Linked DNA regions of Mus musculus: all the other regions are linked to region 1. A link is a loop called in an ENCODE intact Hi-C map of the cell type or tissue named here. Cell type or tissue: heart. All regions are shown on one strand. Region 1 holds the start of Gucy1b2 (guanylate cyclase 1, soluble, beta 2). Region 2 has its middle 13 kb from the start of Gm35307. Region 3 overlaps Rnaseh2b (ribonuclease H2, subunit B). Region 4 holds the start of Gm25716 (a small nuclear RNA gene). Region 5 has its middle 3.4 kb from the start of Gm35419. Region 6 overlaps Rnaseh2b (ribonuclease H2, subunit B). Region 7 has its middle 15 kb from the start of Spryd7.

What was found. A loop is a pair of places that touch in the nucleus more often than their neighbours do. Peaks named below come from ENCODE experiments on the same cell type or tissue, not always from the same donor. Only the 100,000 strongest peaks of a DNase experiment are listed, where the experiment ranks them.
Region 2: it touches region 1 in a loop (4-fold over the local background); 12 of 42 quality-filtered maps call a loop at or near these places.
Region 3: it touches region 1 in a loop (2.1-fold over the local background); 2 of 42 quality-filtered maps call a loop at or near these places.
Region 4: it touches region 1 in a loop (5-fold over the local background); 13 of 42 quality-filtered maps call a loop at or near these places.
Region 5: a loop joins it to region 1, with 2.8 times the contacts of the local background. A loop is called at or near these places in 2 of 42 quality-filtered maps.
Region 6: a loop joins it to region 1, with 2.6 times the contacts of the local background. A loop is called at or near these places in 3 of 42 quality-filtered maps.
Region 7: it touches region 1 in a loop (9-fold over the local background); 34 of 42 quality-filtered maps call a loop at or near these places.

The regions. Positions count from the first base shown.
Region 1 is chr14:62,455,503-62,459,502 of GRCm38, reverse strand. Gucy1b2 (guanylate cyclase 1, soluble, beta 2) reads left to right here and starts at 3,214. Exons shown (of 17, transcript NM_172810.3): 1 at 3,214-3,427. The coding sequence starts at 3,305. It overlaps Gm41172 (a long non-coding RNA gene), which reads right to left and starts at 3,036. Exons shown (of 3, transcript XR_874685.1): 1 at 2,946-3,036; 2 at 1,797-1,875; 3 at 323-505. In heart, a CTCF peak has its summit at 1,832 (motif pointing right); DNase peaks (open chromatin) are centred at 1,962 and 2,962.
Region 2 is chr14:62,045,873-62,049,872 of GRCm38, reverse strand. No RefSeq gene overlaps it. Among named protein-coding and RNA genes, the nearest start is that of Gm35307, 13 kb to the right of the region's middle. In heart, no CTCF peak of the experiment used is centred here; no DNase peak of the experiment used is centred here.
Region 3 is chr14:62,368,643-62,372,642 of GRCm38, reverse strand. It overlaps Rnaseh2b (ribonuclease H2, subunit B), which reads right to left. Exons shown (of 11, transcript NM_026001.3): 10 at 2,091-2,171; 11 at 1-283. The coding sequence ends at 170. Among named protein-coding and RNA genes, the nearest start is that of Gm46457, 8.5 kb to the left of the region's middle. In heart, no CTCF peak of the experiment used is centred here; a DNase peak (open chromatin) is centred at 1,582; H3K27ac peaks cover 382 bases.
Region 4 is chr14:61,340,476-61,344,475 of GRCm38, reverse strand. Ebpl (emopamil binding protein-like) reads left to right here. Exons shown (of 4, transcript NM_026598.3): 3 at 2,250-2,388; 4 at 3,072-4,000. The coding sequence ends at 3,312. It overlaps Gm25716 (a small nuclear RNA gene), which reads left to right and starts at 1,409; the gene lies at 1,409-1,512. In heart, no CTCF peak of the experiment used is centred here; no DNase peak of the experiment used is centred here.
Region 5 is chr14:62,172,450-62,176,449 of GRCm38, reverse strand. No RefSeq gene overlaps it. Among named protein-coding and RNA genes, the nearest start is that of Gm35419, 3.4 kb to the right of the region's middle. In heart, a CTCF peak has its summit at 2,474; a DNase peak (open chromatin) is centred at 2,389; H3K27ac peaks cover 1,609 bases.
Region 6 is chr14:62,350,316-62,354,315 of GRCm38, reverse strand. Rnaseh2b (ribonuclease H2, subunit B) reads right to left here. Exons shown (of 11, transcript NM_026001.3): 4 at 3,840-3,916; 5 at 679-793. Among named protein-coding and RNA genes, the nearest start is that of Rnaseh2b, 20 kb to the right of the region's middle. In heart, no CTCF peak of the experiment used is centred here; no DNase peak of the experiment used is centred here.
Region 7 is chr14:61,569,446-61,573,445 of GRCm38, reverse strand. No RefSeq gene overlaps it. Among named protein-coding and RNA genes, the nearest start is that of Spryd7, 15 kb to the right of the region's middle. In heart, a CTCF peak has its summit at 1,900 (motif pointing left); a DNase peak (open chromatin) is centred at 1,885.

The DNA of each region.
Region 1 (4,000 bases):
GGAAAAGAGAGGGATTCGGGCTAAGGCTGTGTGATGGTTTGTATATCCTTGGACCAGGGAGTGGCACCATCTGGAGGTATGGCCTTGTTGGAATAGGTGTGACCTGGTTGGAATGGCTGTGTCACTGTGAGTGTGGGTATAAGATCCTCACCCTAGTTGTCTGGAAGTCAGTCTTCCACTAGCAGCCTTTGGATGAAGACGTAGAACTCTCAGCTCCTCCTGCACCATGCCTGCCTGGATGCTGCCGTGCTCCCACCTTGATGATAATGGACTGAACCTCTGAACCTGTAAGCAGCCCCAATTAAATGTTGCTTTTTATAAGACTTGCCTTGGTCATGGTGTCTGTTCACAGAAATAAAACCCTAACTAAGACAGGCTGTATTGCGCATGCTCTGTGCCGGAGGCTGTGAGGCAGGATCGAAGCAACTCAGAGCTTAAATTCATTCATGAGACGCGAATGCCGAGCAGAGTGATCAGAGATGCCCGACACGGACTGCGGTGAATCCTGGAGCAGAAGAGCAAGATGGATGTGAGAGATGAATGAAAAGCAAGCAGTTAGCATTGTGGGTGTGCTGAGGACACGTAAGGTCTTATTTATCCCAAATATGAAGCTAGTATAATCATGATACTTTACTATTGTTGTTGTTATTACAATTATTATCATTACGATCTCCTAATAGTTTAGATTATGACTTTGAACCATTATGCCTAGCTCTGTTATTTTCAATTAAAATACGTATGTGTTTATACATACATGTGTGTGTGTGTGTGCATGAGTTTATGTGGACCTTGTGTCTGCAGGTGCCTAGGGAGGCAGAGGACACCGGATCCCCCTGGAGCTGGGGATAGAAATAGTTGTGAGCCACCTAATGTAGCTGCTAGCTCTAAAACCTGGTTCCTATGCTAGGACAGTGAGTGGAGGCATCCCTCTAGCCTCTCTCCCCCTTTTATAGACAGCCTCATTATGTAGCTGATAGGTGTAGAATGCAATGCACAGAGTAGGTTGGCCTAGAACTCAGAGAGATCCTGCCTCTGCCTTAAAGATGTGGTTAAAGATGTGTGCCAACATGCCTGGCATCATTGGCCTCGCTGTCTGCCTGAGATAAGACCCAGGCTGGACTCAGACTCTCTGTTCTGTAATGATGCTGGAACGTCAGTGCACCTCACATGCACAGCTGTAACGTTCTAACTTAGAGTGCTGAGGTGATAATTAGATGATCACTGCCTGTCAGAGTGCAGGGCCCATAGTCATCATTAGCTGGTTATAATGAAGGCATATTAATTATCACCTAGGCTATTCATTTTGTCACACACTTAAAACAGTAGTGGAAGAAACTTTCTAAGAATGCTTTTCTAAGCGCTGCTGGAAGAAGAATGATTTAAGAAAATCACTTTCAGGAAGACACTGTGATGAAAATACCCCACCCCACCCCCAAAGTCACAGGCCTGTCCCCTCCCGGACCGCCACCTCCCTGTCTGTAGATGATGCTCCTGGATCTAGCTCCCGATGTAGAATCAGGTCTGAGCAGAAGCAGGAGTCCTCACAGCAGCAGCTGAGGCACAGTGGGCGTGGTCACTATTGCAGCTAACATTTTTCAGGTTTTCAAAGCATCTGCATTCAAGTGCCAACCAGTTGTTTGCAAAGTACAGTGTGACCTGTTTGCAATCAGGTCACCTGATTTCTTCTTTATCAAGTAAATCAGATTCAATTAAACTCGAAAGAGACTGAATTTGGTCTCAAATGAGCCCCTGCACATCACAATGCTTTTAGATTTATGAACATCAATCGCCCTTACCTTACTAGGATCTGTAGGTATACATAACTTTGGCCACACGATGGCGCTTCGCGTCCAACAATTCCTGGTCGGCCACCGACTGAAATTTTAAAAAGCAAGTTGAAGAGAGGATGAGGTAGAGCAGGTTCACGCCGCCTGGAGGCGAGCTGGGCTCGTGGGTGAACGTCCTCACTGTGGAAAAAGCCTATGTTTTTTCTGGCTTTCTGGATCCCAAGCGAAGGCGCTGATGCGAAATGAAAGGAGTAAGTGCCCAAGTCCCGGTCCACATGCAAATCAAAACTCCATCTTCCAGTGTACCTGATTGAGAGAGCTTTTATCTATCTATCTATCTATCTATCTATCTATCTATCTATCTACCATCTATCCATCCATCCATCCATCTCATTTATTTTTGAAAGAGTCAAGTATTATTGACTTTCCTAGAAAAGGGATATCACTTGATTCACTAAGCTGCTGCAGTGTGGCAGCTACAAGAAAACCTCTGGTTTCTCTGCACCACTGTTTTGTCTTTCGAGGGAGTTAATGGTAAGAGGACCAACTTTACAGGGTCACAGTAAGGAGGAAAGGAAATTACGTAGAATCTAATGACATTGCTCACACCCACTGGTGAAAACCCAGCAGTTTTGTGTGATTTATCCTAAACCAGGAGGAATGTGCGGGACCCAGTACTGCGCAGCGTGTGGTTAAAAGCAAATGATTTCCGTAGCTGTTGTGATGGGTCTAAAGCACGGCTGTCCGCTGTGGCTGTTTAGGGGGATGGACTGTCTTCTGGGATTGGCTCCTCTGACTTTTGCATGCTGAATTAATAACTATTGAGATAGGTCTGGAAGAAATGTGGAGCCTTTGTTTCAGACTGTATTTATCATTATCATCATTATTAATAATTATTGTTTGTTTCTGAGAACGGGTCTTACTGCCTTGAGCTCCCCATTCCCCTGCCTCAGCTGTCCTAGAGATTACAAGCACCAATCACAACGCTGCTCTCCCGACACTCTTGTTTCATTTTGTTTTGTTTTTAAAGACAGGGTCTTGCCCTGTTGCTCAGTCTACTATGGAGAACAGTTTCCCTCCCCAGTGTTCCAAATGGCAAGGCCAATAGCCAGTCCCATGGTGACTGGCTGGAAAGCCTGGCTTTTACCCCAGCCTTACCTTTAGCCCACTTATCCCCACTTAGCCACCTGTCAGTGAGATGTTAGCCACGCCAGGGGAGTCAATCAGATAGCGTACAATGCTACACAGATGCAAAGGGAAAACAGTCAGTCAAACCAGAGAAGGGTGGGACTTCTCCGCCCGCGCAGATCCTTGCCCCTGCGAGATGCCTTGTCCAGCATTGCTTCCTTAACCAATAGCTAAAGCTTATTTAAGCATGTGGTATCCTCTAAACAATGAAAGCTTGTTTCTCATCGCACAGGATGCTAAGTCTGTCTTGCTGGGTCAGCTTACATGTAATCAGAAGTGTGTGTGTGTGTGATGAGGTTGTATTTACAAACACCTGTCTAATTGAAAGGATGGTGATGTCTGAAGTGTTGTGTGCTGAGTATACGCTAAAAGTTAAAATGTCAGACACAGCAGACGGTGTGCTGTATGAGCCTCTGCGAGCGGAGTTTAGGAGCAAGCGAACCCATCTACAGGTACAGTGAGGAGCGCAGTGGGAGAGGTTGGGGGTGGCTGAATAGGGGCACCAAGGGAACTTGCTGGACAATGCAGACACTCCATTTATATCTGGGTATGAGTTATGCTAGCATATATGTTTGCCGTAATTTGTGAGACTATTCACTTCAGAGCAACAAAGGAAGTCACAAACAAACAAAACAACAAAACAAAATAATAAAACCCTCTCAACCCCCCAAAAAGCCAAAAAACTGGTCTCTCAAAACAATGATCCCAGAATATACAGGGAAGCCCGTGATGTCATGGGAACGGAGGGGTGTCTTCCCATACAGTAACAAGTCCTCCCCAGCTGCTAATGCATCTGAAAAACCTACGAGATGCCAGCTAATCTTGCAGACAGCTTCGAAAGCCAGGGACAGCCTTCCTCATGCACACGCTGTCTGTGTCTTTTCAAATGTTTACAGAGTATTTACAAAGAGTAGTCCTTTGGGTGGCAGTTGTAATTAGGGAAACTGGCAGAGAAAATTAACACATACCATAAAAGAGGGATAATTAGTCCTCTGCCATATACAATATTATTATCAAAAGGCATT
Region 2 (4,000 bases), 410 kb after region 1:
TTGTTTATCTCTGCAAGTGCCAGGGTGCCAAGCTACCTGACCTATGATCTTCCAAGGATTCTCTTGTCTCTACTTCCCATCTTGAGGTAAGGGCACTATGATTATAGGTCTACACTACTGCATCCTTCGTTCCATAGGTCCTGGGATCTGAACTTAGGGCCTCATGCTATTAAAGATAATGTTTTACACTGAGCCTTCTCTCCAGTCCTGTTTGATCAGGCTTCTCTTGAACTTTCAGTTCTTGCTGGGATTATAAGCATGACACACCATCCCTGACTACAGAAAACTGCAGCCCAGGCTAGACCGTGGCTTGTTCCTCCTCATCGAATTATGATTACCAGGAAGTTTCACCGCAGCCAGCCAGGCTCTATATCTTAAAGTGACCTCATAGAACCCTCCACAGGTCTGCTCAGAGGGAATGTTAATTTGAACTCCTTAATAACATGATACATTAGCATGAGCTATTTTTTAATATTATTATTTTTATTAGGTATTTTGTTCATTTACGTTTCCAATGCTATCCCAAAAGTCCCCCATACCCTCCCCCTCCCACTCCCCTACCCACCCACTCTCACTTCTTGGCCCTGGTGTTCCCCTGTACTGAGGCAGATAAAGTTTGCAAGACCAATGGGCCTCTCTTTCCACTGATGGCCAACTAGGCCATCTTCTGATACATATGCAGCTAGAGACACGAGCTCCGGGGGTACTGGTTAGTTCATATTGATGTTCCACCTATAGGGTTGCAGATCTCTTTGGCTCCTTGGGTACTTTCTCTAGCTCCTCCATTGGGGGCCCTGTGATCCATCCCATAATCAGCCTCCAAACACTGACACCATTGCATACACTAGCAAGATTTTGCTGAAAGGACCCTGATATAGCTGTCTCTTATGAGGCTATGCCGGGGCCTAGCAAACACAGAAGTGGATGCTCACAGTCAGCTATTGGATGGGACACAGGGCCCCCAATGGAGCTATTTTTTTGAACTACAACAATTCTCCTTTCCTAGCAATTCTTTTCTTTCTCAGTTTTGCCCTTTCTTACTGACAATCATCCCAGCTAAGCTGCATAAACCATTCCACTCAAATCCTACATACTATGAATTTCTATCATAGGGAATTTTAGGGCTTAGCTCCCACACACTATAGCCAGGGAATCTTAGGGCTCTTTCGAAGTTTAAATGAGAACAAAATGAAAATCTCTTGGATTGGTGCACATAGTGAAGGAGCCATAATCATTAGTTTCATTATTGTGATTATTTTTAAATACATCACTACTGGTTGTAGTATTGCCTCGCGTTACGAAGATCCTTGAGTTTTTAAGAGTGAAGTGACTTTGTGTACTAATCCCTCAACCATGCCAATGGGCTTCTGCTAGTAAAAAACCAATGAACACTACTCTGAAAAATTTAATGTTAGATTTTTTTTCCTATGAAATTGCTGTATATTTTGAGCAATCCAGGTACCACCATTACCTTCCAAAGCTACAGGCTATTCAGCTAAATATAAATTTTAGATGAACAAAATTTCATCAGAGTATATGTATTGTTCATGCAAACACTAAAGTTGTTGTTTATATGAAATTCAGTTTATGCAGTTGACTTGAATTTTATTTTGCTAGCCCTGAATTCCTTTCAAAGCCTTGGCCTCTTGGTCACAGACACAGTAGCTATCTTGAATATGGTGACTTCAATTGTTCACCCGAATAGACAATGGCTGACATTAAAAAAAAAATTCTTGTAGGTGTGTTTCTGAGAGCATTTCCATAAAGGGTCAAGGAGACCCATCCTGAGTGGACAGCACCATTCAACATATTAGGGGTGGTACCCAGGTGGAATAAAAGAGGAGTAAGAAGGAGGACAACTAATGTGCATCTTCCCTCTTTCTGCTTCCTGACCACACACTCCTGCCACCATGATAGTCTGCCTCACTTCACACCCAAAGCAATGGGTTCCAACTGTCCAGAGGCTGAAAGCTTGGAAATCCATGACCTGAAACAAAACCTTCTCCTTTAAGTTCATTTCTCTTACTTATATGCCAGTGACAAAAATATTAGTCAGTGTTTCCATAACCTCACAAAACACTTGCTAAAAGACACTTATCAATAAAAGGTTAATATTCTGCAGCTACCTTCACTGGGCAGGGGAAGGGGATACAGCAAATCCTATTTTCTCCTAGAAGTTTGCATTATACATTAAATGCCACTAAAATCTTGGGGGTGGGGTGGGGCGGTTAATTTTGTTTATCTGTGTTCACAATGTCTGTGTACAGAAACTATCCCTTTTTATCTATTAAAACCCTTTCTGAGACTTACATGCTGTCTGCAAAGAAATACTTCAAATTCAAAAGTATTGAAAGCTGAATAAAAAGGACTGGAAAAGACCCTCAATGCAAACTTTACTTATAGTAAATTTTACCCATAGTAAACTTAAAGATTAAAAAAAAAGTAAAAATTTTATGACAAATCACCAGAGAACATTTAGAAGATAATCCAAGTTTTAAAAGGTATACAATATTAAAATAAAGGCTAATTCTTCAACAACCATGACATTTATTAACACATGTAGTTAATAACAGAATCCCAAACCATAAACCCAAACCAGCCCTGAAGTGGGACATTTTAACATTGATTACTAATAGCTGGTGATTTTAATATCTGATTTCAATAACAGACAGATAAACTGGCCAGAAGGCAAACAAGAAAACAAACACTTGAATAAACTATAAAGCTAAGCGACCCTACCAGGTATTTGTAGAGCACATATGTAACACATGTAAAACACATGTAATAGCACAGCATGTTCTTAAATGCACATTGGGTGTTATCCAGGGTGCACCATATATTAGGCTAAAATACTGTGGAGTTTTTATTATTCTACAGTTATTTATCGCTGTGTGTCTGCTTTTGTGTCAAAGTGTGTGTGTAAATCAGAGCACACTTGAAAAAGCTGATCATCTAAGGTTAAAAATAACAAAATTATATCACATGTGTTCTCCAACCACAATGGAATGACATTAGTAATCAACAGCAAGAGGATACTTAAAAAAAAATCACAAATATGTGAAAATTCAGCAACACAATCTTAAATAATGAGTGAATCAAAGGAGAAATCACAGGGTAAGTCAGATATGCCATGAGATGAGTGAAAATAAAACATCAAAGGCTGGGGTGAATTTCAGGGGCAAAGTATTTGCTGAGCACAAAAGAATCAGAGTTCAATGCCCATTCAGAGAAAAAGAGAGAAAGAGGAAGAGACAGAGGCAAAGAGACAGAGACAGACAGACAGACAGACAGACACAGAAACAGAGACAGACAGAGAGATAAAGAGACAGAGACACAGAAACACACAGCCACAGAGACACATAGAGAGACAGAGACAGAGACACAGAGACATACAGAAAGAGAAAGAGACACAAAGACATACAGAGACAGACATACAGAGAAATAAAGAGACAGAGACACAGAGATAGAAACAGTCACAGAGACACACACAGAAACAGAGACACAGAGACAGAAAGAGGGATAGATACAGACAGAGACAGAGAGAGGGAGGGAGGTGTACACAAAATACCAGAACATTTATGGAGGATAATAGTAAGAAATGACTGTAAAAATATCCTTTTGGAAATTACATCAATTTTGAAAAAGATCTTAAATAAAAATAAGTAAATTTTATACTAGAAAACACACACACTCACATAAAACTGAACACAAATTCAATTAATAAAAAACAGAATCAGCGGGGGAGTGGTGACACACGCCTTTAATCTCAGCACTTGGGAGGCAGAGACAGGAGGATTTCTGGGTTTGAGGCCAGCCTGGTCTACAGAGTGAGTTCCAGGACAGCCAGGGATACAAAGAGAAACCCTGTCTCGGGAAAAAACAAAAAACAAACAAACAAACAAAAAATTCAGAATGAAAAAAATAATGAATGATAAAGGAAAATAGAGGAAGCGGGGACGATAGGGACAGTCAGTGACAGTGAAACTGAGTCTTTACACAG
Region 3 (4,000 bases), 87 kb after region 1:
CAGACACAAAGTCACAGCGCAGCAAGTGTCTGCAGGATGCGAAAGTACCTTGATTCTCAGCGTAGTGACTTAGGGTCTGGGAGGTCGGGGCAGCGGCAAGAAGAGACAAGACAGAATAGGCAAGAGGCAAGTTTCTGTTTCTGCTTCACTGGATTTTATTTTCGATGCTTCAAATCTTTCCAGTTTTTTTATTTTTTGCACCAAAAAAGGCATCGATACTTTTCATTCCACTTTTGTCAACTTTAGCCAAAGCCTTCTGAGCTGCAGTCATTTTGCTATTTTTCTGTTAATAAAAATAAAGAGAGACTTACAATATTTGTAAACTATCGTACATGCAAATCACACAAGCCTGAATCTTGGTTCAATGAGCACGTGAGTGGCAGAGCTCAAACAACCCTGCTGCCCACTCAGGATCCAGATGTGATAGTGGGGTGCAGAGGAAAGCATACCCAACTCCGAGGAGCTGCATGCTCCAAGGATGGTTCCCTCTGGGAATCATTTTGAGGGTGCATTAAATGCAACAACCATACAGACACGGCAGCAATGGTGGCATCCCACCTGTGTCAGCCATCCAGTGATGAACAGACACGGCAGCAATGGTGGCATACCACCTGTGTCAGCCATCCAGTGATGAACAGACACGGCAGCAATGGTGGCATCCCACCTGTGTCAGCCATCCAGTGATGAACAGACACGGCAGCAATGGCGGCATCCCACCTGTGTCAGTCATCCAGTGATGAACAGACACGGCAGCAATGGTGGCATCCCACCTGTGTCAGCCATCCAATGATGAATAATTCACAATGACTTTGTGAATCAGTCTGTGAATTCACAGAATGCTGGGAGAAAGAGCTATTTAGGCAAAACTTACATTGGAATTTCTTCTGTTATCAAAGCCCAAGGAATAAAATTGAACAAAACAAAGCAAACAAAACAACACAACAACAACAAAAATGATATAAGGATTATGCATTGATAAAATCTAAATGGGAGTTAATGTTTCTTGGGATGGGCAAGCATGAAGAAAAAATGGGGAAACTGTACAGAAATGTAAACTATATATCTAAACTTAGGAAAAAAAATAATTACAACTGTTAAAAAAAAAAAAACAAGCAAAATGGCTAAAAATATGCTGGAAATTTTCTTGTACCCTGAATGTGTCATGAAAAGAGTTACTAGCCTTTATCTGGAATACATTCTCACAAACAGAAAAGCATTGCTTTCACAACACAGAGACAAGCAAGGGTCCCAACTGACAGTTTGTACAAATGCAAAGAGACAATGGGCAACCTGGAAAAACAGACCTTTCTAGTTAAGGGAATGTCTCACCTGACAAACAAAAATTTCAAAAATAAAAGTAGCACTCAGGGCAGGCACGGATGCAGGAAGGACACTCGCTGGCAGCATCTGGGAGTTAGTTTCCTTGCCTTTCTGGAAAGTATTTTAGCTGTCTATTTCAATTGCCTGAAACTCTGAACTCTGAGTCTTTTTCACCGTGGGTAATAAAGTGGTCAGAGCAGATAAACAAACCTTGGTCACTAACCGGAATGTCCAAATACAGGAAGTGATAAAATTACATGACTGTGTGCCATGTCCCACCCCCATGTAGTGAGGGAGGGTTAGTGGTACACACTTATGTAATGCTAAATGAAAGGGCAGAGCCAAGACCTAGGTTATAAATGCATCACGTGACTCAGGATACGTGTAACAAAACCCAGCAAGAAAAGTTACTCAGCAGACACTGCAGGAGAACGCTGAATGGCGGGACTGGGAAGTTTTTTATTTACTCTAATTTCTGAGAATCTTCTTGGCAGGAGTATTGAAAAAAAATTGAAGTTGCTTCCCTCTCATCCACTGTTCTATGGACACAGGGTAAGATTCAGGCCCAGTCTGTCTGACAGGGCTTTCTTAGATTGGCACAATCTAACATGTTCACTATTGTGAACTATTCTCAATGAATTATGCTGCTAGAAATGCAAGTTGATCACTTTTCCTGGTCAGACGTGTAAGTGCAGTCAACAGTGCAGCCATCCTTGGGGACACACTGCCACTGGAGTTGCCAGCATGCCACCACACCTGGACACACATACCTTGCCGGTCTTCAAGTCTTTAGTGTTAAACTTAGTGTAATCTTCTTTGGCTTCTACAGGCTCATCTGATAACTTTAGTTTCTGCAATGTTAGAGCATTGAAGCGTATCAGACCCCATTCTCTCACCATCCTTTCAAACAAACATATCCCTGGGACCCATACTTTACAAACTCCTTTACAGTTGACAAGCACTTCAAGAACTAAGCCACATGTCTCTTCCAAGATGCAGCCTTGGTGATGACTGGCCACACTTGAGTAGGTACGCGACATGGCTCCAGCAGCTCTTCAATGATATAAACCCACTTTGTATGTATCAGGCACGGTGGGCTTCTAAGCAGTTACAGACTAGGTGGGTACAGTTGAGGGGGCTAAATAAAAGGCACAGAAGTTGGAGACAAAAGGCCCTGTTGGGGCTCTGTGCCAAGCGTAACCCATTCTCTCCAGCCCTGGCCTGCTCTGATGGCCACTACTGAACATGGGCAGCATTATTCTGTCACCAGCTTTGCACAGCTTCCTGCCTTGCTTTCTCCTTTCCACTCATCCACACAGAAACCATACACAGCAGGCATTGCAGGACAGGGAACCTAAACAAACTCCCAAGTGAAAACACAGGATGTGGAGTTAGATCTCAAGGAAAAGCGAAAGCAGAAAGAAACCTAACCAAAGGACATTTACTCATGTGCACGTGTAGGCTTGTGCATGCCACAGCACACATGGGAAAGACCAAGGACAACTTGAGGACCTTGGCTCTCTGCTTTTATTACATAGATCCCAAAGATCAAACTCAGGGCTGGCAGCAAGTGTCCTTATTCCCTGAGCCCTCTTGCTGCCCTGCCTCATCTCTCTTTTTAAAGTGACATTTACATACATATGTACATACATATGTATGTGTGTGTGTCTATGTGTGTGTTAATCTCAGTCTTCATACACACATCCTGTCCATTAGACCCAGTGCAGTAAACCTTCACATATTCTCACCATTCACAAGGTCCTTTTGCACCTATGCATATGAGACTTCTGTGACCAGTTGGGCTGTGCCCTTAATATCAGGTGACCACAGTGTAGAAAGGAAGTCCCACCACAGTCTACACGGAGACAGCACAGAAGGGTGGATGGGCCTTGCTGCTGTGTAGAGGGCAGACTGCATGGTAGTCACGACTTGGATTTACACAGACCTTTAGCTCTTCTAGAAAACCAGATACATACACAGCAGCAGAGGTGCCTTGAGAGTGCAGACCCAACCCACTCTCTCCTTCACAGCCCCCAGGACACAAGATAAAGTCACACGGAATTGCTGAGATTCCTCGCTTGCCATAAGAAACAGAAAGAGGGGTTTTCTTGGCTACAGAGAAATCTCTAGCAAAGGGATTGTCAAAAGCAAAGGTAGGTGTACTGTGCAAAACTGACCTACCAGCTGCATGCCAGGTATGGAGGCAAATGCCTGCAGTCCTGACACTTTGGAGGCGAGGCAAATGGACTGCCATGAGTTCAAGGTCAACCTAGAGTACCGAGTGAGCTTCAGTCCAGCTTCAACTATTGAATCAAACTCTGTCTCAAATGATAAAAGAATACAGCTTCCCTCCAGGTATGGTACAGAGGTATACATGAACCACAAAGGCCTTCAGCCAAAAGAGCTTGGGTACACCTCACCAGTTGCTACCCAGCTGACAGCTGGCAATATTAAAATTGAACATGAAGTCATGAAGGTGTTTGTGTCCCTTCTCTATGGCAAGTGTTTATTTCTCATTGAATCAGGGTGGGTGTCCAGGTGCTCAGAGACCTTGCAGAGACTAAGAACATGTCAGAGATGACTCTAGATTAGGACTGTCCTTCACCTTAACCAAAGAAACTTCTCTTTAAAGTAATCGAGGTTAATGTAGACTCATGGTGCCGAATCAAGGTTCTGCGTG
Region 4 (4,000 bases), 1.1 Mb after region 1:
TGACTAGCCTTCAGAAAACAGTAGGTTTGGAGGCGAGTGCTTGACTAGCCTTCAGAAAACAGTAGGTTTGGTCCCCAGATCAAACCAGAGTAGTGGCACTAAAAACAATAAGTAAATTTAAAACTTACTCGCCTTGACATGCAGTAAACCTGGAGGGCGCCCGGTATTTCCATAGAGAAGAGTTTCTAGCCATCAGCCCTCTTGATTATGGAGATCAGACACTGTGCTTGTTCCGGTGGAGTGGGCTGTAGAGTTGTCTGATGAGTCCGAGTCCTTCGAGTTCTCTTAGGGGATCCGCCTCACCCCTCCCTGTTCCTACCAAGCCCACCGGTAGGTACGGTGCTGGGGTTTACTGTCTTCCCAGATGCAGCCTTCATGGGTCCCGGCTTAGTGCAGTGGCCTCCTCCCTGAGCTGGGGTTGATGTCACAGTGGCAGGTCCAGAGAGTCAGGCACCTTCCTGACAGCAGGGTGAGGAGGGTGAAGAATCATCAGGGCGTCTTCCTGGGTCTCATTTTTTAATCTAAGCATCACTTTTGTCCTTCCTAGTGTGAGCCGCTTTCAGACAGACCTTATGGCCTCGTGGCTACATTCTCAAGGCCCAGCAGAGACAGCCCCCATAAGACCAAAAAAAAAAAAAAATACATGTTAGATAAGGGGCTGGACCGATGCCTCAGCGATTAAGGGTACTGGCTGCTCTTCCACAGGATCTGGGTCAATTTTTAACCCCCACGTAGTGGCTCACAACCATCTATAGTCCAGTCCCGTGGGATCCACACCATCTTCTGGCCACCACCAGGTACCAGGCATGCACAGGGTGTGCACACATACATGCAGGCCCAACACCCAGACACATAAAATATATATAACCATCAAAAAGAATGGATAGAGAAGTGGTTTGGGGTTTCTGTTTGTAATGTCTAAGCATTCACGAATCTCTTCCCTCCTAAAGCATTGACATTTTATGAAAATGATCTTCCTAGATTTTGGATACCGCGATTGGTTTGTTTTACCTCTTATTTATACATTTATATTTAGGGATTTTTTCTTTTCAATACTGCCTGGCTTTCTACTTGCTACAGTTATTTCTGAACATGGCAGATGGCTTGCCAAAATCTAATGGTGTGTGTGGCCTTACATGGTGACTCCTCACCTGTGTGGCCCGTCCCTTAAAATAGCCTTTCTTGAAAGACCTTAGTCACTAGTCCCAAGGCATCCTGTCTCTGGCCACGATTAGATGAGAGCTCCCGACTGCTCTGATCAGTCAGACATCAGAGCTCATGTCTAACCAGTTATACCTTCTCAGCGTCACATGCGGGCATGCCTGAAGGGAGAGAGGTCCCTCTTTTACTTTCAACATTTGAGTTCGAGATCAGCTTCTACGACTTTTACCATTTAAAAATTAATCAGGTGCTCACTTTGGCAGCACATACACTAAAATAGGAACCATGCAGAGATTAGCCTGGCCACTGTTCAATGATCATGTGTAAATTCATGAAGCATTCCATGAAAGTTAACAAAATAAATAGGGGTTGAAGTGGCAACTCATAGTTAAGGGCACTTGGTCTTCTTACAGAAGACCTGAGTTCAGTCCCCAGCAGTCATACTGGGCAGTTCACAATCACCTATGACTCAGTTCCAGTATACCAAGCGCCTTGTATAAAAACCAACTCCAAATGGAGCAAGAACCTTCCTTAAGTCCTGAAATGCTAAACTGCCAGAGAGAGCTGTAGGGAAAACAACCTCAGGATAAAGACACGAGCAAGGGTTTTCTGAACAGACATCCAACAACACAGGAAATAATAGCGAGAACTGGCAAATGGGATTGTGTGAAGTTTAAATATTTCTACTGTGAGAGAGTGAGGAGAGGAGAGAAGGAAAGAAGGAAAGCTAATCTGCACCAGCCATACCTCCCGCACAGAGTAATAACTAGAATCTATAAAGAACTCAAAAGAGTAAGTATCAGAATCAAAGCACCCAGTCAATCAATCAATGGGCAAATACCGTGTCTCTGTGAATCTAGATGACAAGCTAGATATTGCAGGAACGCAGAACGTTGCTGCTTAGAGGAGGAAAGAGAGCCACAGAAAGGGGGACCAGAGAGGGCGGTGGGGCAGTGAGCATGGGCAGAGCACACTCATGTGCTTGTCTGCAACTGTCATGATGCCGCCCATTAGTCTGCACACTGCCTAAAAACCTAACAAGAGACGTTTGCCAGTTGAGAGACTAAGCGTGGGTGTTCTGTCTTCAGGGAAAGAGTATGGCAAGGCTGACACAAGATGGCTGTATTCTGATCCCACCGTTGTGTCTTTGGAAATCCTGACTGTTGTCCTAGATGGGCTCCTGGCGTTGGTCCTCATTTATGCCATAGTCAAGGAGAAATATTACAGGTAAGTCCGATCCCGTACAGCTAATGTCCAGGGGGACATTAGCTGCCCAAGTGACATTTGGATGAAGTTGCAAGCACATTTGTCCACAAGACAAAGCTTTACATAAGACTTAAGACAAGATTTATCGTGAAATCTCAGCTAGGAAAGAGTGCTCCCAGCTTCTGAGACCTTTTCTCCACCACTTTTAAGAGGATTAGCAGTAACAATGAACTTTTCTTGGTTCCTTTGCTATTATTTTGGCCCCATGACTACAATTGCAGACACGTTACAAATTTACATATGTGTTGTCTCAAACAATGGTTGACTGTGAGTCGGGCACAAGAAATGAAGCCCCTTTATCAGCAAATTTCATTTACTCTCCATGGTACCTTTTGAGGAAGGATTGTTGTCACCTTTTGCAACAGGTGAAACTGACTGGTGACAAGAGCCATACCCAGGTCTCTTTGAAGGTCCGAGGTGACCTCACTAGGTCCTCTTGAGAACAGTGCAGGGGACAGAGCAGTGTTGCTTCCCCAAGGAAAGATAGCGCCTTCACTGTCTAAGCTGACATGGCCCATCAAAGAGGCACCACGCCGGAGCCTACAAACTTCTGTTGTAAGACTGTTGGTGCTGCTCTAGAGAAAAGCTGCTGTAACTCCGAGTTCCAAGCTGTGCCTGTTTCATCTCATGTCTCCTCCCCGCAGGCACTTTGTACAGATTGTCCTGTGCGTGTGTGAGCTCTATGGCTGCTGGATGACCTTCTTCCCCGAGTGGCTCGTCGGAAGCCCCAGCCTCAACACCAGCAGCTGGCTCTACCTCTGGGTCTATTTGGTGTTTTTTAATGGCCTGTGGGTTCTGATCCCAGGCCTGCTGCTGTGGCAGTCATGGGTAGAACTGAAGAAGAGAGATTCCCAAGAGGCTAATTTAGCGAAGAAGCATAAATAAGTTCTCAGGGCAACCCATTCTGACGATCTGCTTTCCGAGTCAGAATTGACCAGACATTCCGATCTGTGCTCCTTTTTTACAGTGTTTTGAAGCGGCCATTACAGATGGGCTGGAAGGGGGCAAACTTGGCTGTTTGTTTTTGGTTCTTTGATTAAATGATGATATGAAGAGAACTTGGGGTGTGACTTAGTAGTGTTGTGCTTGTCTAGCATTCACAAGGCCCTGAATTGTTCCCTTAACACGACTAGGGGGTGCTGAGTACGTTCTCACCTGTCACAGATCATATTTAATGAGACGCTCAGTCATGGCTGGCAGGCTAGTTATGCCGTGTTAATAAGTGAGTGTCAAAGATACTGTAAGGAGTAGCATCAATGTTTACTCCAAAAAAAAAAAACCCAAAAAACAACAAAAATCAAAACCCTTTTTGCTTCAGCTTTTATTCTTCTCTGTGGTCTCGGGGTTAGTGACGGAAACCAAAAGCAAAAGGAGTTGGTTCTGTGTTATGCCTACAAACTTCAAATTGCTTCAAATTTGTGTGCCCAACAGAGAACGATAGTGGTAATCTGGAGTAGTGGCGTCCAGGTGTACTTGGGAAGCTGAGGCCGGTGGGGGGCTTGAGGCTCCTTGGGGCGATATTGTAATATTCATTTGAAAGAAAGAGGCAGAGGAGGGAGACTCGATGTAAGGG
Region 5 (4,000 bases), 280 kb after region 1:
AGCATTAAACACACCAGGAAGTCCAAATAAGAAATGGAAATGCCTCCTGCATCCATGGTTATACAAGTGACATGAGATACATCATGGAAACCAAGTTGTCTGACCTATCTGACACGCTTTGTGAAACCACCATCTCCACAGTCTTTGACACGTCTTTGCATTATTTATCCCCGTGGAGGTGGCATATAGGACAACTTGAGGAAGTCAGTGTTTTCCTTCCACTACGAGGGTTCTAGGGACTGAACTCAGGTTACTGAGTTTGGTAACACGGACCTTTATCCATGGAGACTTCTCCAGGTTTTTAATTTTAAATCTAATTTTCACCTTGCTATCCTGAAATGGATTTGAGTGGCAACAGCAAAAGCCCCTGGCTGCTGAGCCACCTCACTAGCTCTGCTTTCTGTAGTCTCGGTAAGGAGGTTAAAACTGGACTGGATGGCAGCATGCAGCCCTCTGCGTCTTTCTCATTTTAAAAACAATTCCAAACGATCTATAAAATGAAAAGTCACTATTTCTTTCTAAGTCTAACACCTTCATAGTCTACAGAGGTCTGTCGTTGCTGAGGTGTGAGCAGACCTCACTGCTGTGAAACAGGCCAGGCACTGTACTCTCTGCAGGCCCTCGTCACCTCAGAAGCTCACTGAAACGTCTTGACTTGCCTCCTCTGCTCAGTTAGTTTCCACAAATTATTGGGGGGGGGGGAGCCACTGCTGAGTGGAGCTGGGTATGAAGGTGGAGATCTGCCAGCTAGTACACCATCAAGGCTTCCCAGGAAGCTAGCGTGATTCTGAAAGAGCCACTGCTCTCCAGACCACACCACCGACTCCCCACATCAGACAGTCTGCCATGAGGAAGTCAGACGAGACCTTCAGAGAAGCTATTCAAAGGGGAGGGACCGGCTGGCTTCATAGTTTGCTACTGCTCAGTGGCTTCAAAGGCCAACGGTCTCCCTTCACATGATTCGGGAGACAAATGGCCTTTCTTGTCTCTGTAATGTCTGGTCCAGAAGTCTTGTTTTTCATCCTCTGCCTCCTGGGGGTGGGGTGGGGGGGGGAAGGGAGTTTAATTAGACAAAATTATCGTCAGTGAATATCCACTCCCCCCTTTTATTGGCCAAATGACCTCTTCTTAAAATATGTTTGGTGTTCTTTTCTGAACTGAGAATCATCCACCCACAGGGTTATCTGTTCCATATTTTCATCAGAAAGTCAAGGAGGTTTGGCAGTGGAACAGTAAGGTCGGCTCCATTATCTAATTTTGTCTGAGATACTTGGCTTACCAGTGGGGAAGGTGGATGGCTGGGAATCTGTAGGGGAAGCTGTAGCCTTTCTCTCTCTCTTGGGAATCTGTGGTGGGAACGGCAGAGCCTCCAAGGAGCCCCAAGGCTTTCCCTGGGGCCAGAACAGAGAAAGCTGCTGCTCTGGGCCTTTTCTTGGATGCACATAAAAGAGGTCAAAGGAAATTATAACAAAGCTTCTTTAAAAAAAAGCTAGACACTTTGATGTAATGCATTAATTCAAAGGAATGGCAAAAACATACACAAACTGGCGGGGGGGGGGGGAGAAATTCTTGTGAATATTTTTTGATCAAGTCAGGATTACTGATATTAAAGTAAATAGTGACTGGTTTTGGTATTCGGTCTGTATTTTAAATCAGTCAGTGAATACAAATATCTAAAAGCTGGCATGTGACGCTATCCCAACCCTCACAGCAGGAAGCATTAGTTCAGAGCAGTAGGGAAAATGCATATTTGAGTCCTTTAGTGACTTGTGACTGCAGAGAGCCACATCTAGCAATCAGGCAGATAGATAATGTCATCTGGGGTCATTGTGATGCCTTGTAGAATCTTTGGACAAGCTGCTTTGAGATGAGATTACTTTTGTAGAAGTACAATCCCTTTGCACTCGGTTTTGTTGACAAACAGATCAAGCAGCTGACAGAGAAGTGGCAGCGCAATGTGTTTCTTCGAAGCAGATGCTGCACTTTAGCCAAGAAAGAAAGAAAGAAAGAAAGAAAAAATCGATTCATCAGCTTGTACGTGCACATCACGAAGCGCTTAATCAGAAAGTCATGTGGGACTTTCTTTGCCATGATCATGAGACCTGGGGTTCTCAAGGGAAATGTTCCAACACGAGAAAGAAAATACACAGCCCAGAAAGCCCATGTTTTCAATTTGCTGCCGCACGGTTTAAATGATCTAAATAGGCAGCTTAATGTAGGGAGAAGGGGTCATTCAAGGTGAGAAAAATCATGTTTAATACCCCCAGCTCACGTTGGGTTGATTGTACTTTTGAAATGCGAATGACCTCAGCTGACAGCGTTCCTCTTGATAAGAGGATCCCCTGTCTGTTTCTAAATCTGTCATCTGCCAGTGACAATGGAAGCATGTCTCAGCTCCTGGCACCAGGCCCAGCTCCTCTGGGCATCATGCAGAATTCGGGGTTTGTTGGTTACTTTCTCTGTATATTGCCAATGTGCTTGCCTCCTCTAGGTGCCACCCTTTCTGTTTCCCATATGTATGCTGCATCACTACAGAGAAAAACTCGACGGCGAGGGTGTGGACTGCATCTTTCCTGGGGAACCTGCTTCAGTTTTCTCTCTATGTGGGATGGGGGGGGGGGAGGGTAGAGTTCTACAGAAACCACAGTCCTCCGATGGAAAGGGTTGCAAAGTTGAGCACTTACTTGATGCTTGCCAGCACTACAGGCAATAGAAAAGAAGTCTGGTTAAAGGCTTGTTTTGATATTCAGTTTATTTTTAGTTCTATGTTTGGGTATGTTTGGGTATACACAACATACATGTGTGTACAGGTGCTCTTGGAGACTTTGGATCCTGGGAGCTGGAGTCACAGGCTATAGTGAGTTGCTTGATGTGTGTGCTTGAAACTGCCCTTGGGTTCTCTGTAAGAGCAGTGTGTGCTCTTAAGGGCTGAGCCATCTCTCTAGCCCAAACAGTATTTATGCTTTAGAAATGCAGCATGGACTATTTTAGATGAAATTATGTAATGCCTGTAAGAAAGACTGTGGATTTATAGTTGTTGAAAATAGTTGATAGGTACAAAGGGGTCTATTAGATTAGTGTGTTTATTTTTGTGCATAGTTTATAGTCTCTATAATACACAACTTAAAAGATGGCAGGAAAGGGAGCCTTATCCTCAAATACACAAGCCCCAGTGAGGCCAGAGATGCAGCCCTTCAGACAGTAGCCAGCAGGCAGCAGGCAGCACTGCTCAGAGCTCTCTGGTGTTTGACCTCACAGTGTGGTGTCGTGTCCCTTACAGTTCTCTGTCTGTCAGACTGCTGGGATGCACCCTCTCCTTGAATTCTTCTCCCACTGACTGGGAGTCCAGTCAGGATCTGCAGAGTTCCAGCTTCACAAAACTCAAATGCCCCGAGTCACTTCTCCAAGGCCCCTAAGTCATTTTCCAAGGCCCTTAAACACAGATAGTGCATTCTCTCATAAGTCTGACTTGGGCTGTACACATGTTTCAATTTCCACCTAGTTTTATTTTCAGCCAGATCCCTATGGCCAGCAATGGCTGGAGGTCTTTCTCTTGCTGATCCTAAAGTGGCCTTTTTTCTTCCTGTGCCTCTTTCTATCCCTTTAGTTGCCCTGTGCCACGCCCCCCCCGCCCCCGCCCCCGCCCCCGGCATACTCCCCTGTGTCTTGAAAACAGTTCCCTGTTCTGTGTGATCATTTTGACTCTTGGACTCTAATCTCTATTCTGAAGCAAGTTAGGCTGAAGTACGCAGAGACAATAGTTCCAGCCTTTGGTTACCTCATGCCTAACTTAGATGCACAAGGCTCTCTGTCTGCTGTGGAACAGCAGCTGGGATTTCAGGATCAGACAGCAAACATCTCAACCTTCATCCGAGAATTGTACGCTGCACAGTGGTCAGAACTTCTGAGAAATGTTCTTAGTCCCCTTACTCATCTTTCTCCTCTGCTGGGCTGAGACTTCTCTGCAAAGCCACCAGAGGCAGGGTTCCTTGAAGGACAA
Region 6 (4,000 bases), 110 kb after region 1:
CACATGATCATCTCAACAAATGCAGAAAGGGCCTCTGACAAATCCAACATCTTTTTATGAAGAATAAAGAAGAATTTAGAGAAGGAATATACTTCAGTATAGCAAAGGTCATGCATGGAAGATGACAGCCAGTATTACACTAAATGGGGTAACCTCAAAGTATTTCCCCTAAAACTGGGAATGAGGTAAGGTGTCTGGTAAGGGTGTCTGCTCTCTCCACTCTTACTCAATACAGTACTCGAAGTCTCAAAGAGCATGAGACACTTGAATGGAATTGTTTATGAAGCCCATCACTACACGCACCAACGTGCACATCGCTCATTTCCTACTTTCAGAACACCTGTGACTAGGACCTATAACTATCTCCCAGCCTGCTCCTCTGGTCTACATTCTGTCTCCTGGTGTATGTCTCCTGGGCTAGGCTGAGGCCCAGAGTCATTCTTGACTCACCCTCATGCGAACACCACTGCCTCACCAGATGCAGATTGTCCTACACCAAAACAGCTGGTCCCCTCTAGCTCCACCCCCATGCTCAGCTCCCCTGCTCTTCCAAGTCCACAACTGGCTAACCACCTTAGCTTCTCCAGAATATCCTCCGTCCCTTAACTCTCCCTACTGAAAAGCTCACAGACAGATCCGCACGGCCACAGCCTGATTTCAAAGGCTTGTACACCATACCTTTTTCCTCTGTCACATGCCGAAGTGACTTTTCAAGCTCAGGAAATCTCAGCAGCAAGGTGCAATCTGGAAACGTGTCATCGACCACGACTTGGTCCAAGGGCTGATACTTCCCCTGAAAGGGACATCTGAGTCAGTCAGGTGGCCAACGGCTGAGCCACAGAGCTTTCACACAAAAAGAAGAGGGAAACAAAGAAGCACTCCACAGGAAATCTTTATATTAGAACCTGAGCTCCTCATTCCACTGAGGGAGCCTCTAAACTGCGACAGGCTCAAGGGTCGAGCCTGAGCTCATCTTGTGAGGAGGGCACTCTAAAGAGCAAGCTAGCTCCTTCGAGGGCACAGTCCCTGTGTGAAAAGAAAATCCCAGGAAAAAAAGAGAGAAACAGGACAGAAAAGATGGTGGGGACCATCTGAGGATGGTCCAGCTATTCCACATAAAAAAAGAGCCAGCTGAGGACTCAAGGCACAAGTTCCACTGTCACACAGGCCTAGAAGGAGCCCAGCCCAGGCCCAGAATATACATCTGTTTCCCTGTCTTCACTCCAGGACTGAATAATAATAATAATAATAATAATAATAATAAAAGTCCTCTATTCCAAAAAGAAAAATTCCCAAAGTGGATCCATTCCTCCGAGAGCCATCAGATGAGGCTTCCAAATTAGACAGAAATAAAGGAAAAGGCAGCTGAGACATAAGTAAAAAGAAGACACAGGCAGGCTAAGACAGGCCAGACAGACAAGCTGTCATAGCCTGGCTGTTAGGAGTGAGCCATGCAGACATTCTCAGGTGCAGTTTCTCTTAACATCACTAATGGCAGGGGAAGGCGTATCTGATGAAGACAGTCTGATTAGGGAGCCAGGCTTAGGAGTAGATTCACTGTCTGCCCAGGTCCTGCTCTGCATCTCTGCTTCTGAGACTGAACTCCTAGAGACAGACAGTGTGACTGATCGATTTTCTCTGGTTTTCAAGGTGAATCCTGTCATTTCTTTCACAGTACACGTGATAACTTGCTATATTTTTCCATTAGGCTAGAAGGCCAGAAATGCCTGACTGAAATGCTCTTCCATCTAGCCCAGGCTCCCCAGTGTTGCATTCTTTAGGTTTCTATTTTAAAGTTTTGTTTCCCATGATCAACCAGTATTTTTATACTTCGCTGTTTTAAATAATACTGACATGAATGGCACTATAGTCTCGATAGAAGTTTCATTATTGTTATTATATTTTTATTTTCTTTGCTACATGTCCACAAAAGAGCAAAACAAGAAATATGTTTTAAATATAAAGTTAATAAGAGTTGGTGTGAAAGGCTGTGCTTAAAAAGAACAAGTCAAATTTAAAAGTGGGAACAAAATTTTAATAACTAAATTAGACACGACGCCATCTAAATGTAGGGAAGAAACATTAGGCACCCAAGTGTTACACATCCAGGACTTAAGAAGAAAAGGCACAGGGGCTCTGGATGGCAACGTTTCTGCTTCACTCTGCATCTGTCACCTTGAATTTAGTAGCTCCTAGAAGGCCAGACTGAGGAGCACTGAAACCGGGTCTTGCTCTTAACAGGAGATGAGGAGGCAGTGCCCTGTACTAAGCTGAGGTGCGCGTCTCCCTGTTAGTTTCCCCTAGAGAACATCCGCCTTGTGCACAAGCTGACTCCTCCCTCAGCTTCCTGGCAATAGTCTCTGTGGCTCAGAGGCATGAGTGGTAATAGCCTCACTACCGTGTGTGGATCCCAGTGTACTGACCGTCATGGCAGCTCTCAGGTAAGAGCAAAGGGAGGAGCAGAAAGTGTACAGATCAAAGCAGGAAGAAGGCGAGCTTTGTGACTGTCAGTGTTTATAACAAAGTCGGTTAGCCTATAAAATAAATTTTAAGAATTCGGTTTAAAGACCAAATACAATGAACCAGAAGCGTTTACTGTATAAGTAAATATGAAAGTCCAAGAAATAGATAGTTCTATCTAAGCAGTTCAACCAATACTCATTAAAGTTGTGAACTCAAAGATTTTAAGCTGACTGAGCTGATTTTTAAGAACTTGAGTGCTCCCAGTTCTCCTTTAAGAGAACTCCAAGCTCAAATCTATATTCATAGTAATTCTAAAAGGCTACCTGCATTCCCATGAGGTTGGCATGATGCTGGTAACCGAAATGATGTTTAGCAAGATGGGGCTCCTTAGCTGGTGGTGTTGAGGCAGGGACACCAAAGCACCCCAGCTTTTACCATATTCTTACAGCTTTTAAATTGCCAGTTTCACTTAAGATATCCTGGCTTTGGGGGATGGTGGGAGCTAGAAAGACGGCTCAGAGGTCAAGGACATTTGATGATCTTGCAGAGGATCTGGATTCAGCTCCCAGAACCATCTGGGAGCTAACAGTTGCCCGTAGCTCCAGTTCCCAGAGCAGTGATGCTCTCTTCTGGCATCCATGGGTACCAGGCACACATACATATAAAAGATATCTTCTTAAACATGCACAAACCAAAACCAAAACCAAAACCAAAACCAAAACCAAAACCAAAACCAAAACCAAAGCCAAAACCAAAACCAAAACCAAAACCAACCAACTAAACAAGTAAAAAACCTGATATCCCTGCTCAGGTACTAAAAGCAATGGATTTTATTCAAATCTGGAGCCTGAATGCAGTGTCTTCAGGGCTCCCTGTGAGGGAAGTGCACTCACCCAGTTTCTGCTGTTGTACACCTCTGGGCACAGACACCATCACGGAAAGCCTGAGACTGAGCGCTGAGAGAAAGGAGTGCTTTTGCTCTGGGTCCTCACGTCCCAACCACACACACCTAAGCTCCCCATTAGTCGGCATTTATTAGGCAGAACCCAGTTTACCTATTTCTCAGACACTCACCCACGGGGGAAATCTTCCCTTCCTAGCTGAATTCTTAACATTCACAGCTAAGCACTTAGTGCTAGGTTTTCATTGCTATGCATGGCTACCACTGTGGTACAGAGTGGCAAGCTAGGCCACTGAAGTCACAGTAACTTGATCAGACTTGATCACCATCAAGGTGCTGCTTCTCCAGGGAGGGAAGGGCACTCCGACCCTCATTGCTACATGTGGGGCACCTGTTCTAACAACTGAAGTGCACCTTGAAAAAGAGAAGCAGTGTCTCTGTGCTCCCCTTCAGACACCCGCCATGGGAAGCTCACCTCTTTGCCAGCCTTTAGGAGATAGTGAAGGAGCAGGAACAATGGATCCATGGGTGTGGCAAAGTGGAGAAGGCCCCCTGCAGGAGAGAAGGAACAAAGAGAAGTTGTATGCCTTACAAGGACCGCTTGGTCACCTTACCCATCAGAGTGAACTGAATGTG
Region 7 (4,000 bases), 890 kb after region 1:
GGCTCCAGGGAGTCAGAGTCCTAACAAGATTTTATCACAGCCCTCAGTGGATTCCTGGACATCCCAGGAATGCCAGGTCAGGGCGTAGGGCCTTCTCTCTCTGGCAGATTTTCCAACCTGTCCTAGCCTCACCTCCCTGCTCCTGCGTCCCAAAGAATTCTGGGTCATTTTTTTTCAGGAACCCTCTTTAACTGGTTGTTTCTAGCTCCTTTTTCAGGCTGAAAGGCTTGCAACTCATCTCTTGACACTAACATTTTTTTTTCTTTCTTTTTTTTTTTTTAAGATTTATTTATTATATGTAAGTACATATCTTCAAACACAAGAAGAGACCAGGCGGTGGTGGCGCACGCCTTTAGTTCCAGCACTTGGGAGGCAGAGGCAGGCAGATTTCTGAGTTCTAGGCCAGCCTGGTCTACAAAGTGAGTTCCAGGACAGCCAGGGCTATACAGAGAAACCCTGTCTTGATAAACCGAAAAAAAAAATCACAAGAGAGCATCAGATCTCATTAGGATGGCTGTGAGCCACCATGTGGTTACTGGGATTTGAACTCAGGACCTTTGGAAGAGCAGTCAGTGCCCTTAACCTCTGAGCCATCTCTCCAGCCCTACACTAGCATTTCTTTAAGGGCTGAGTTTTGGGTTTTTTGTTGTTGTTGTTGGGTTTTTTTGTTTTGTTTTGTTTTCTGTGTTTTTTTCCCAAGTAGGGCCTCTAATACCGACCAACTCATGGCCTCTGTGGCCCATCTCTGAGTTACTTCAGTCTGCCTAGGAGATCCTTGGAGCTGACCCTCCAGACTCTGTGGCCCAAGTCCTAGGATGTGTGCTCTTGTTGGCCTCTCATGGGCTGAATCCCCCTTCCCATAGGCGACTCTAATCTCAAACACTCCCTATACCATATATTCACAGCCTGGTCCCAACCTTCCTGCTGTCACCCATGCTGCTTTAGTGATATTCTGTCTTTGAGTCACTTCTGCTCCTTTAAGTCACCCCTCACTGATATTCCTGTAAGTAACATCAATAAACTAAGTAGTTCACCAAGTTGGACTTTGTCTGTCGTGAACTCCCTCTCTGAGGTGAGCAGACTTGTGTTGCAGCTCCCCAGGGTGTCTTGTCACATAACACAGCTTCACAAAGATGAACTCATGTCACCTTGAAATTAATCCGCTGCAGCAGGTAATTATTAACCTCTTTTATAGATGGGAAGGAGACAAAGGCACAGAGGGTTTAAGACAAATGGAACTGTAGCCCAGGCAGTTTGAATGCTTTGAAACCATACAGTGGGCTGTACTGTTTGTCTAAACAGCAGTTCTCAACCTGTGAGTTGCAACTCCTTTGACAAACCTCTATCTCCAGTGATATTTACTTTATAACTCCTAGCAGTGGCAAAGTTATTGTTATGATGTAGTAATGGAAATAATTTTATGGTTGGGTCACCATAACATGAGGAACTGTATTAAGAGGGTCCCAGTGTTAGGAAGGTTGAGAACTGCTGGTCTAGAAGAAACTGAACATTACACATTGAATTGTATGACATTCACACACAAAAGCGTACTGGTGCTAGAACACAGGTCCTAAATATTTCTATTCAAATGCTCGAATATAGTGAAACAGCGGTGGGAACTCTCTCCTGCTGGCAACCTCTCCCACCGTGAGTGCATGCCTAAAGCTCACTTCAGAGAGCAGCTGATTTTTTTTTTCCAGCCACATCCTTTCTAGCTTAAAGGACCAGCTCCATAAACCCCCATTTACTCTGTGAGATGAAAAGGCTCACCAATGAATGTCAAAATCTTTCCAATTTAAAAAGTAAAATCTTCAAGAACTGACTCGGGTGGAGTTGACAAAATCTATCTCAGGAAGGTCCTCTGCCACCAGTGCAAGTGCGCCCTCTGCCGGCAATGTGAACACACTTGGCCAACAAGAAGCCTGGCTTTACAGAGCAAAAAAATTTGCATTTTGCCTTCAAACAGTGATTTATTTATCACTCCCAGAACAAGGAAGGCAGAAGGCTTAGGGCTGAGCATACAAAGAGAAATGAAAGTTCCCCAGCCCTAAAAGATATCATGGTGGGGCACGTCCAATCCAACTATTATGCCACTTGAGGTCGGGCTAGTGATGAGAGATGTCTGGCAGAACAAAGCTATAAAGGCTCATGAAGACTCAACTGGAGTCAGCTTGGCATTTTAAACTTGGCATTAATCTCTTTTACACAGGAAAAGGGATACCAGTACTGTTCTTCCCAGGGAGCTAGACCTCTGTCTGTAGTTAACATAGCAATTAGAGATTTCCTTAGCTACCTGAGGAGCCACCATACAAAGACCAGAAACAATCAAGGAATACCACGTCCCAACTAGATGCTTAGAACTGAACTCAGGTCTCCTGCAAGAACAGTGTGTGCTCTTAACCACTGAGCCATCTCTCCAGCCCCCAATAAAGCTAAATTTAAGATTAAAAAAAAAAAAAAAGGTTCTGTCTGCCAAATAGCTTCATTCTGTAGAACCAATGTTCCCATAGAACTAAGGGAATCAGCGGTACCGGCCACTGGGTTAAACCAGAGGCTCCATGGTAGTATGGACAGAACCGAGTCACCATACACACGTGGGGCCTGATCTAGCCAAACACTCAAACATTAACACTCAGTGTTTTTCTGCTCATCTAAGTGACATCATACTTCTAGGTATCTTTCCAACATTTTAATGGAAACTTGAAAATGTAAGTCAGGCTCAACCAAGCACACATATCATTCCTGCACTGGGATCCGGAACTCAGGGTACGTAGGCCAGTCTGGACCACAGTAGATCAGAGCCAACAAACAGAAAATTACAGGCAACGTGGAAGGGATTCAACTATGCACACCATCTAATCTATCAACATGTAGCTCTTCTTGAATTATGGTATCTATTAATTTCCCTCTGAATTTGTCAAGTCATATTATTTTTATACATTAAAAAGTAAATTATAGTCATCAGCAGAGATTTCCCTGAATAATTAAGTTGATGTGTTATCAATTAGAGCAGGTGTTGCTAGTCATTTCTTCCAAAATTCTATTGACATATATCTAAGTGCGTAACTCTTTTTTTTTTAAAGATTTATTTATTATATAAGTACACTGTAGCTGTCCTCAGACACACCAGAAGAGGGCATCAATCTCATTACAGATAGTTATGAGCCACCATGTGGTTTCTGGGAATTGAACTCAGGACCTCTGAAAGAGCAGTCAGTGCTCTCAACCGCTGAGCCATCTCTCCAGCCGTAGTGTGTAACTCTTGAGTGTAAATTTTCAAGTTGTAATAAATGCCTGTATCTGTACCCCAATTCCTACTAAGATACCGAATGGTATTACTGTGACATCAGAAAGTCCCCATACTTTTATTCATTCATCCATCCGTTCATTTTGTCAGTGCTACAGAGCAAACCTAGAGCTGGTGAGGCAAGAGTTCTTTCACAGAACCACAAGCCAGCCCCTTCATAACTTTTTTTTTTTTTAAATATTTTTTTAAAGATTTATTTATTTATTATATGTAAGTACACTGTAGCTGTCTTCAGACACACCAGAAGAGGGCATCAGATCTTGTTACAGATGGTTGTGAGCCACCATGTGGTTGCTGGGATTTGAACTCCGGACCTTTGGAAGAGTAGTCGGGTGCTCTTACCCACTGAGCCATCTCACCAGCCCGCCCCCTTCATAACTTTTAAGAAGATATGTTTTTGAGTGAGAGGAGGATGACAAATGTTTTGAAGTTTCAATGGGTTTGGAGGGCAGCTGTAAACGTGTAGGGGAATTTACAGTTAGTGTTACATTAGAGGTGAACAGAGCTGTAGGAGCACTGACTTAAGAAATAACCTGAAGTCACTAGAGCAAAACTGTTTGTTGTTCTCAAAGTTCAGAGTGTCTCAGATGACAGAAAAGACAAACATGAGCAGGCAGCTCTAGCCAAGCCCTCCCTCCCTCTCACAGCCTCTACTGACCAGCTCTCAGAAGAAACTTCTTTGCTCCCATCATC